Linked DNA regions of Homo sapiens: region 1 is linked to region 2. The links are chromatin contacts, found by Hi-C or POLR2A ChIA-PET in ENCODE. All regions are on one chromosome and are shown on one strand. The core of a region is the stretch at or near the end of the contact, and the rest is flanking DNA. Distances in the headings are between cores, read along the strand shown.

What was found. A loop is a pair of places that touch in the nucleus more often than their neighbours do. ChIA-PET counts read pairs that join two places held with the same protein, here RNA polymerase II (POLR2A). Pooled maps may share reads with other maps.
Region 1: a loop to region 2 is called in a map of dorsolateral prefrontal cortex, with 7 times the contacts of the local background. The contact joins the promoter of ANKRD28 here to the enhancer-like site in region 2. A Hi-C loop is called at or near these places in 55 of 168 maps with a recorded cell type or tissue (A673, CD14-positive monocyte, Calu3 and 36 more), 22 of 37 single-sample maps with no recorded cell type and 31 of 50 pooled maps. POLR2A ChIA-PET finds 5 or more read pairs at or near these places in 20 of 52 experiments (A549, AG04449, AG04450 and 17 more).

What each region holds. Positions count from the first base shown.
Region 1 is chr3:15,795,730-15,799,245 of GRCh38, forward strand. It overlaps ANKRD28 (ankyrin repeat domain 28), which reads right to left and starts at 2,250. Exons shown (of 28, transcript NM_001349278.2): 1 at 676-2,250. The coding sequence starts at 792.
Region 2 is chr3:15,634,102-15,637,801 of GRCh38, forward strand. BTD (biotinidase) reads left to right here. Exons shown (of 4, transcript NM_001370658.1): 2 at 1,323-1,587. The coding sequence starts at 1,339. Among named protein-coding and RNA genes, the nearest start is that of BTD, 34 kb to the left of the region's middle. Within about 2 kb of position 2,055, at least 25 of the 41 ENCODE cell types and tissues checked have a DNase peak (open chromatin) inside an H3K27ac peak, as active enhancers do; they include A673, CD14-positive monocyte, GM12878 and 10 more, where a contact is called at or near this core.

The DNA of each region.
Region 1 (3,516 bases), core at 1,000-3,499, 160 kb after region 2:
ACATGGATTAGCATTACATGTATAAAGATACAAATCCCAAGAAAGCAAACCTGGCAGTTGATGAAAATAGCCACTAATCAAAGACCAAAAAATACTGGATACTTAAATAACTTGAAAAGACAAACACATGCATAACTAAATATAATAATTTCTTAATCAACGATACAGCCTCTTGATAAGGTATACTATACTAGTCAAGGAGCCAGCTGACAGTAGCACTAAAACCAAGGTTAAAGATGAAGACTGAATCTCATATAAAGTCTTATATGTAAATACATAAAATTCATTACAGAAAAGGCCATGCCTTAGTGTTGCTGGGGGTAGTCAACCTTTCCTAAAATATGCAGAGTTCCTGATTCTTGTTACATCAGTTTCTGAAACCACAAAATGAAAACAGAAACGTGGTTGCCATAACTACTAATTCTCAAATTATTTTTAAACAGTCTTTTAAAGAGATTAAGACATAGTAAAGACTGAAATGTTATCTCAGCATTCAAAAAAGTAAAAACGAAAAATGTGCATTTTATACAAAAATACTGCATCATATCTACACACGTATTGCTTTAATTTGGGTTTGTAAAGAAACTATTGGAAATTTACATCTATTCTTAAAAAACAAGATTTATACTACTAGTTCAGTAGAATATAGTAAACATATAAACTTACATATCTTACCAATACATTTCCAGAAGGTGGAGAATGTAGGGATTTATTTTCCTGTGGCAATTTAGAAATGAATGCAGGAGATTCATCTTCTACCTCCTCCAAAACAACAATACACACTCGACTCATTCGATCTTTTAAAACACTAAATTCCAAGCTATGTGATAAAAGTCACAGTTGGAAGAGCACAAGTAGTTTTTCCTCCTCTTCTGTACAACACTTACAAACATTCTCTGAACAGCACAGCTGGGTTTTTTTTTTTTTTAAAGTTAATAAGTACTACTGGAAAAACAAGTTTAAAATTATGACTACATAATTTGTAACTTCCTAAATATAACGAAATTCTATTATTTCTGTTGGATTACTGCAATACTTAAGAAGAAATTTCACACCAACATGTCAATAACTAAAACTGAGTCCAAGCTCATTTAAAAATATTTTTCCTCTACCAAAATAGTCTTATTGCTCTATCTCTGAAATTTACTTGCACAAAACAATCATTGTTTTTGGTGACACAACACCACACAATATAGAATGAAATGAGAAACAACTGCTGTGACAGAGATGATCACAGCGATACCCACTCTTGCCTGCAAGGTCATATAGTTACCAGTAGCTGTTTTGCTTATAATTGAAAATAAAAAATAAAATCTCACTATTCTGTTTCCACTTCTAATTTGTCTTCATTTCTTCATCACTGGTTTAATGCAGATACTATTCACAGAAAAAAGATCTAGAGCTCAGCACAAATCCTGAAAATGAAGCTCAGAGGTTAACAATTCTTTCAGTGTTTGGGAAAGGGGCAAAAAACAAAAACAAAAAAAAAAAAACCACTCTGCATTAATAGCAAAGCTGCAGTACGTTTACATGTGATGAGTCAGACCACAAGAGACAATACGACTCTTGGTACTAGAATACAGCTTGATTAATCCAGGTTTCCCATATAATAGAAGAAACACAGTTAGCTTTATTCCCATCGATAGCATAAGCAAGGCAGAGCGTTCATTCTTTCTCCATCAGGCAGTTGTCTGTGGCTGCTCCAGCAAAAGGGCACAGGCACCAGGCAGAAATGGTGTTAGTGGAGAATCCTAGTAGAACAAGCAGGCTGTGAAGGAATTAGAAGGCATTTGAGCTCAAATTACTGCTTCAGGCTTTTTGTTTTCTTTAAAAAAAAAAAGGGGGGGGAAAAACATAGTAGTGTATCATTCCAGTGTTTCCTTTGATCTCCACATGAATACAGCTTCCATTAAACAGTCTTCATTCAGAGAAAAAAATAGCAGACTGTGCATCTTCTTTGAGCCAACTACTTTATTCAGTCATCTGCCTCTTTGCCAATATAGTTTCCTTCCACTGTGAAAACCGCCACAGTTATCCTTTTCAGATTTCAAATGCTTTCCTGTTCCTCAGATGATCTTGCAAAACACCACTGACATCCCCAAATGAGTAGGTCCTTAAAAAATATCTATAGAACCTCAGTATCAGTCCCACAGAAGCATTCCAACGGAGCAACAGTCTGAAGAGCAAAGACTGCAGACCCACAGGATGAAATGCCTAGTAATGCTCACATGTTACACTTACCAGAGATCTGAGCTACTTCTCGGGATGTAACTTCCTCTAGCAGGAGAAAAAAATAGTGCATTTGGACAGCCTTCACAATTAGAAGGTTCATGCCAGTTCTGTGACTAATCCAAATCAAACTAAAAAATTCTATAACTGAAAAATGAGTGCGCTTTTAACATTTTCCACTAAAAGCCACAAGGAAATCTGGTGTACTGCCTCTGCTGACTAACAGTGGTTTTAGCAAGTAAACAATTCCAAACGGCTTAACTGCTTTCGTGTGTTACAATAAAGCAAATGTTTAACCCTATAATGACAGTTGCAGTAAGAATATGCCTGCAATGGACTCATAAAAAAGGTTTAAAGATGGAGAAATATTTTATTAGATTATAAAAACCATGAAATTGTTTTATTCATATTTTTACCAAGATCAGTTTTAATCTGCCAGGTGTATTTTATTTTCTAGAATGCAAAGCTTAAACAAATGAAATTTAAGATTGTCTAACAATTTCTAAATTGGTGAATTTAATCAATCATTGATTCATATTTTAAAGGGAAAAGCAAAAATTTCATAATGTAGAAATCCTAACTCTAAAATTATATAAATCATTTGATTTTTCACTGAAGAAATAAAATAATCCTACCTTCCCATTTGGATAGGGAATAAAGCCTTAAAAATCTGTTAAAGAGGTACATGAAAAAAAAAATGTCCTTCGTCCTGAATTACCTATGTCAAAAGGGCACAGGGTAATACAAATAATCTCCCTCCCTATAAATTTCCCAAAGCCATAAATAAATGTCAAAGCCAATCATTTCATCGTTTTTTTTCTTCTTTCTCTGTTTACCCAACATGGGGGATATTTCTCAAGAGAAAACTTACAAAGAAAATACCATGGTCCCCCTTCAATCTGTGTTCTTCATATTAACTAGCATTTTTATTAATAAACAATAATAAACATAATAGTTACTTTTGAACATCTGTGATATGCTATGTGCTGTACATTCTCATTTAATACAATAACCTTGCTGTATTCCCATTATAGAGGGAAAAACAGACTCAGAAATGATGTATTTTACCCAAAGTTGTATAAATTAATAAAGTTGTGTGTTATTTTAAACACATACTCTTTCTAATCTATTCTGCTATCACTGAGTACACACACATACAGACACACTCTCTTCTCTCCACTCATCTCCAGATCTTTGCAACCTGTAATACTAGCTTATAAAAGTGATCTTAACAAACAGGTAACCTATAAAGGTTGTGAAAAGTTTAGGTAACAAAGGAATATACTA
Region 2 (3,700 bases), core at 805-3,304:
TAATTTTGCCAAGATGAGCATTTCTAGTTCTTAGTCTGTTGACGAAAAGAGCTATGGTTTGTTTCTGGAACTTTTGATAAAAAATAAAGAAATTTGTAGCCTGGGGAGTTTGGTTTTAAAATGCAAACACAGGAGTTATGAGTTGAGACTTGGACAGGGTGTCATTTTCTTTTTAAAGGGCAGCAATATGATTCTTTGATTTGTCTTTGTTATCTTGACTTTTAATCCGGATTCCTGGGCAGTTGTTCAGCCCCAGGACATCTCCATGGGCAGGTGGCCTGGCCTTGGCACACTACCCAGTAAATCTCTGCCTGAGAGGACGCTTTAGCTGGGAGGCCAGGCTGATTTTTAAAGGCAGAATTGGACTATTTACTCTAAAACAGTAATGCACACTGTTTAGAAAGAAACATTCCTATTCTGGGAGGAAGGAGGAGACACACAGAAGTATCATTTATTTCTAGTCTTTTCTGGTAGAAGCTATGAAGCTGAGTTTACTCTCTGGAAATTTGTAGTTTATTTTCTAGAAAATTGCATTTTATCACTGCAAAAAGGATTTTATTTCCAAATGAGTAGGCTTTTGAGCAAGAGTTTTGGAGTCACAGAGATGGGGTTAAGAAAGTGATAATGTGCAATGGCGATTCTCAAGTTCAAGGAGAAAAAATAACATGCTTTTATTGGGATACTTTGCTTGTCTATAAAAGAAAGTAGCTATTGGCATTTATGTAGAAGTCAGCAGTTTCTTGGCACCAAATAAATAATTTTGTGCTGAATAAAGGGAGAGTTATCCATAGTATTTATTACTAACCAAAGAAATGCAGGGAGAATTGTAATTCATTAGGTTTTGATGGCCAGGAAAGCCAAGCTGTGTTATTAGGGTCATGACAATCACAGACATTACGGATGGCTGACCTGTAGTATGGATAGAGGGCAGAGGGTAGAGTGTGAAATATATCACAGAATTATGTCAAATAATCTGGATAGTTACTACTGCTTAAAATCTAAGTGCACAGCTAGAAAAGTGGGTAGTGACGCACTACAGTCTTGCTGAACACTGGGTAAGAAAATCATAGCAAACGTTGAGTCTGTTTTGGAAATGTTCTAAAACCAGACTATTAACACAGTGAGCCATTTTAAATGTGGCTTGCTACGTGTTTGGAGAGAAACACATACTCTTTTATTAGGAACATGAAACAAACTCTTTGAGCCGCAGTATCACTGCGAGTGAGTTTAATTGCTGGGATTAATAAATCACAGCTGCAAACGTTAAATTCTTGGCAGGATTCTTTATTCAGCTGTTTTCCCCTTGCCCCATTACATTCCAGATTTGTGGTCTGCATTATGTCTGGAGCCAGAAGTAAGCTTGCTCTTTTCCTCTGCGGCTGTTACGTGGTTGCCCTGGGAGCCCACACCGGGGAGGAGAGCGTGGCTGACCATCACGAGGCTGAATATTATGTGGCTGCCGTGTATGAGCATCCATCCATCCTGAGTCTGAACCCTCTGGCTCTCATCAGCCGCCAAGAGGCCTTGGAGCTCATGAACCAGAACCTTGACATCTATGAACAGCAAGTGATGACTGCAGCCCAAAAGGCAAGAATGCTCCTCGGAACCTGAGTTTCTCTCATACAGAGCAGATTGCTCTTTACCCCTTGATCAGTGGTTGGGTAATCCCAGGCTTCCTACCACCCTCTGAAAAAGCATCCAGGTAGTTAACCTGAGTTGAGTTAGTCAGTTGAATTAGGAGCCTTACCCCTCAGAGAGTGGTCCGTGGACCGGCATCCCCTGGGAGCTTGTTAGAAATACAAAATCTTGGGCGGCACCCCAGACCTACTGAATCAGAATGTGCATTGCAGCAGGATCCCCAGGTGATGCTTTCACATGGCAAGTATGAGAAGCCCAGGACTAGATCCCCAGTTCTCAAGTGTGGTTGTACATAAGAATCACGAGGTAAGTGGTAAACACTATGGCTGCCCGGGTCCTGGAGAGTCCGTTGTAATTGGTGTGGAAGGGGTGTGGACTGGCACTGGGATTGTTTTAAGGCTCCCCAGTGCAGTCTAATGTGCAGAAAAATTTGAAGATGACTGGGCGTGATGACCTCTCTGAGTCATTCGAAGCTTCACTGAAGTAGTAAGCATCTGCAAGAATGCCGTTTGCTCCCTTCAGACTGTTTGAGGCTCGTTTCCGGTCTCTATGTCGGACTACGATCAGTCTGAGACCTTCGCCCAGATAGAACTGACCCCAAACTGACAAAGGGAAGGTCAGTGCCAGCCTTTGTGAAGGCTTCCTGGTTGGCCTGAATTTCCTGCTCCCTTCAGGAAGGGTGGGGACAAAGGAGAGGCCCCCCTGGGGGCAAAGAGGGAAATATCAGAGGTTGCCTAAGAAAATGCCCTGCTGGAAAACACAAACCCGAAGGGAAGTTTGGGCTGTAACTCTGGTGGCAGGGTGACCAAGCGCAGCTGCTTGAGGAAGCCCTGCTGTGCCTCAACAGGATGTAAACTCATTGTGAGCAACACTTTCCTGCTCTCTGTGAACTTAAAGGGCAGAACCAGCAGGTCCTGCCCCAAACAGTCCCTGCCTTAGAGCAGGGTGGTCGGGATGGCCTGGACAGCCACAGCAATTAAAAAATTGCAACATTTTAAAATTTTAGTCTATAATATATATACAAAGGCTATGTGTATGGGGTGGGGGGGTGTTTGGGGGCAGGGGGTGTGTATGTGTGTATAACATGATGTTGAAAGGGAACTTGAAGACTTGGTCCAGCTTCTTTTTTTTCAACCAAGACAACTTTTGCAAGGGTGACACTTTTCTTTAGTCCCAACCTGACATACGGTTTCTCCTTGAACACCTTCAGTGGCTCAGACTCACAGGTCCGTTTGTTCCAATGGTGGGAACTTCTGAACAGGTCTTCCTTTCAATGAGCAGCAGTCAGCCTCCCCGTAACTGCCACCACGATTCTATCGTCAGAGCTAAAGGGAGCAGGACCGTGTCCCTTATCACGGCATGCCATCTTCTCCACCTTTGAGGACAGCTGTCATGATCCCCCTGGCATCTGTCCCCCAGGCTGTATCCTCAGTCCCTTCCACAGTTCCTTAGGAGACTCAGTTTCCAAACCTTCTACTGAAGACTTCCATGTTTTCTCTGTGCTCAGAACTGTATGCAGCTATCCCGATTCTGTCTAATAAGGGCAGGGTAGAGAACTCTCACCTGTCGCATTCTAGATGTTGTCCCCAGAAAACTGCTGGCAGCCACATGTCTCATTATGGGTGTATAAGGCACTTGCTGTCAACTAAAACACCTTTTCACATGAGCAGACACACATGCTGCCATTGCCATCCTGTACTTATAAATTATAAAGGTGATTGATTTAAGCTGAGGGCAAGACTTCACATTTATGCTGTTAAATTTCATCATTCCAGCCTGTTGGGCTATTTAGGGATCTTTACTGACATCCCAAGTATCAGTTACCTTTACGTCATTCACACATATGATACACACCTCATTTATGTCTATGCTGAAGTCAGTGTAAAAAAACCCCAGGCTGTGCCCTCAGACCTCCTGATGACACTGATCTCCTAGAGGGCAGGCATTCTCTTGATAGAGATGTTTGCCTGCATGGCACTGAGTCCAGCACCTGAAATGTCATCTGCCTCTTGCTTCCCTCCCCTATCCACCGGACCATTCTGAGACATTTGGCAAATGACAC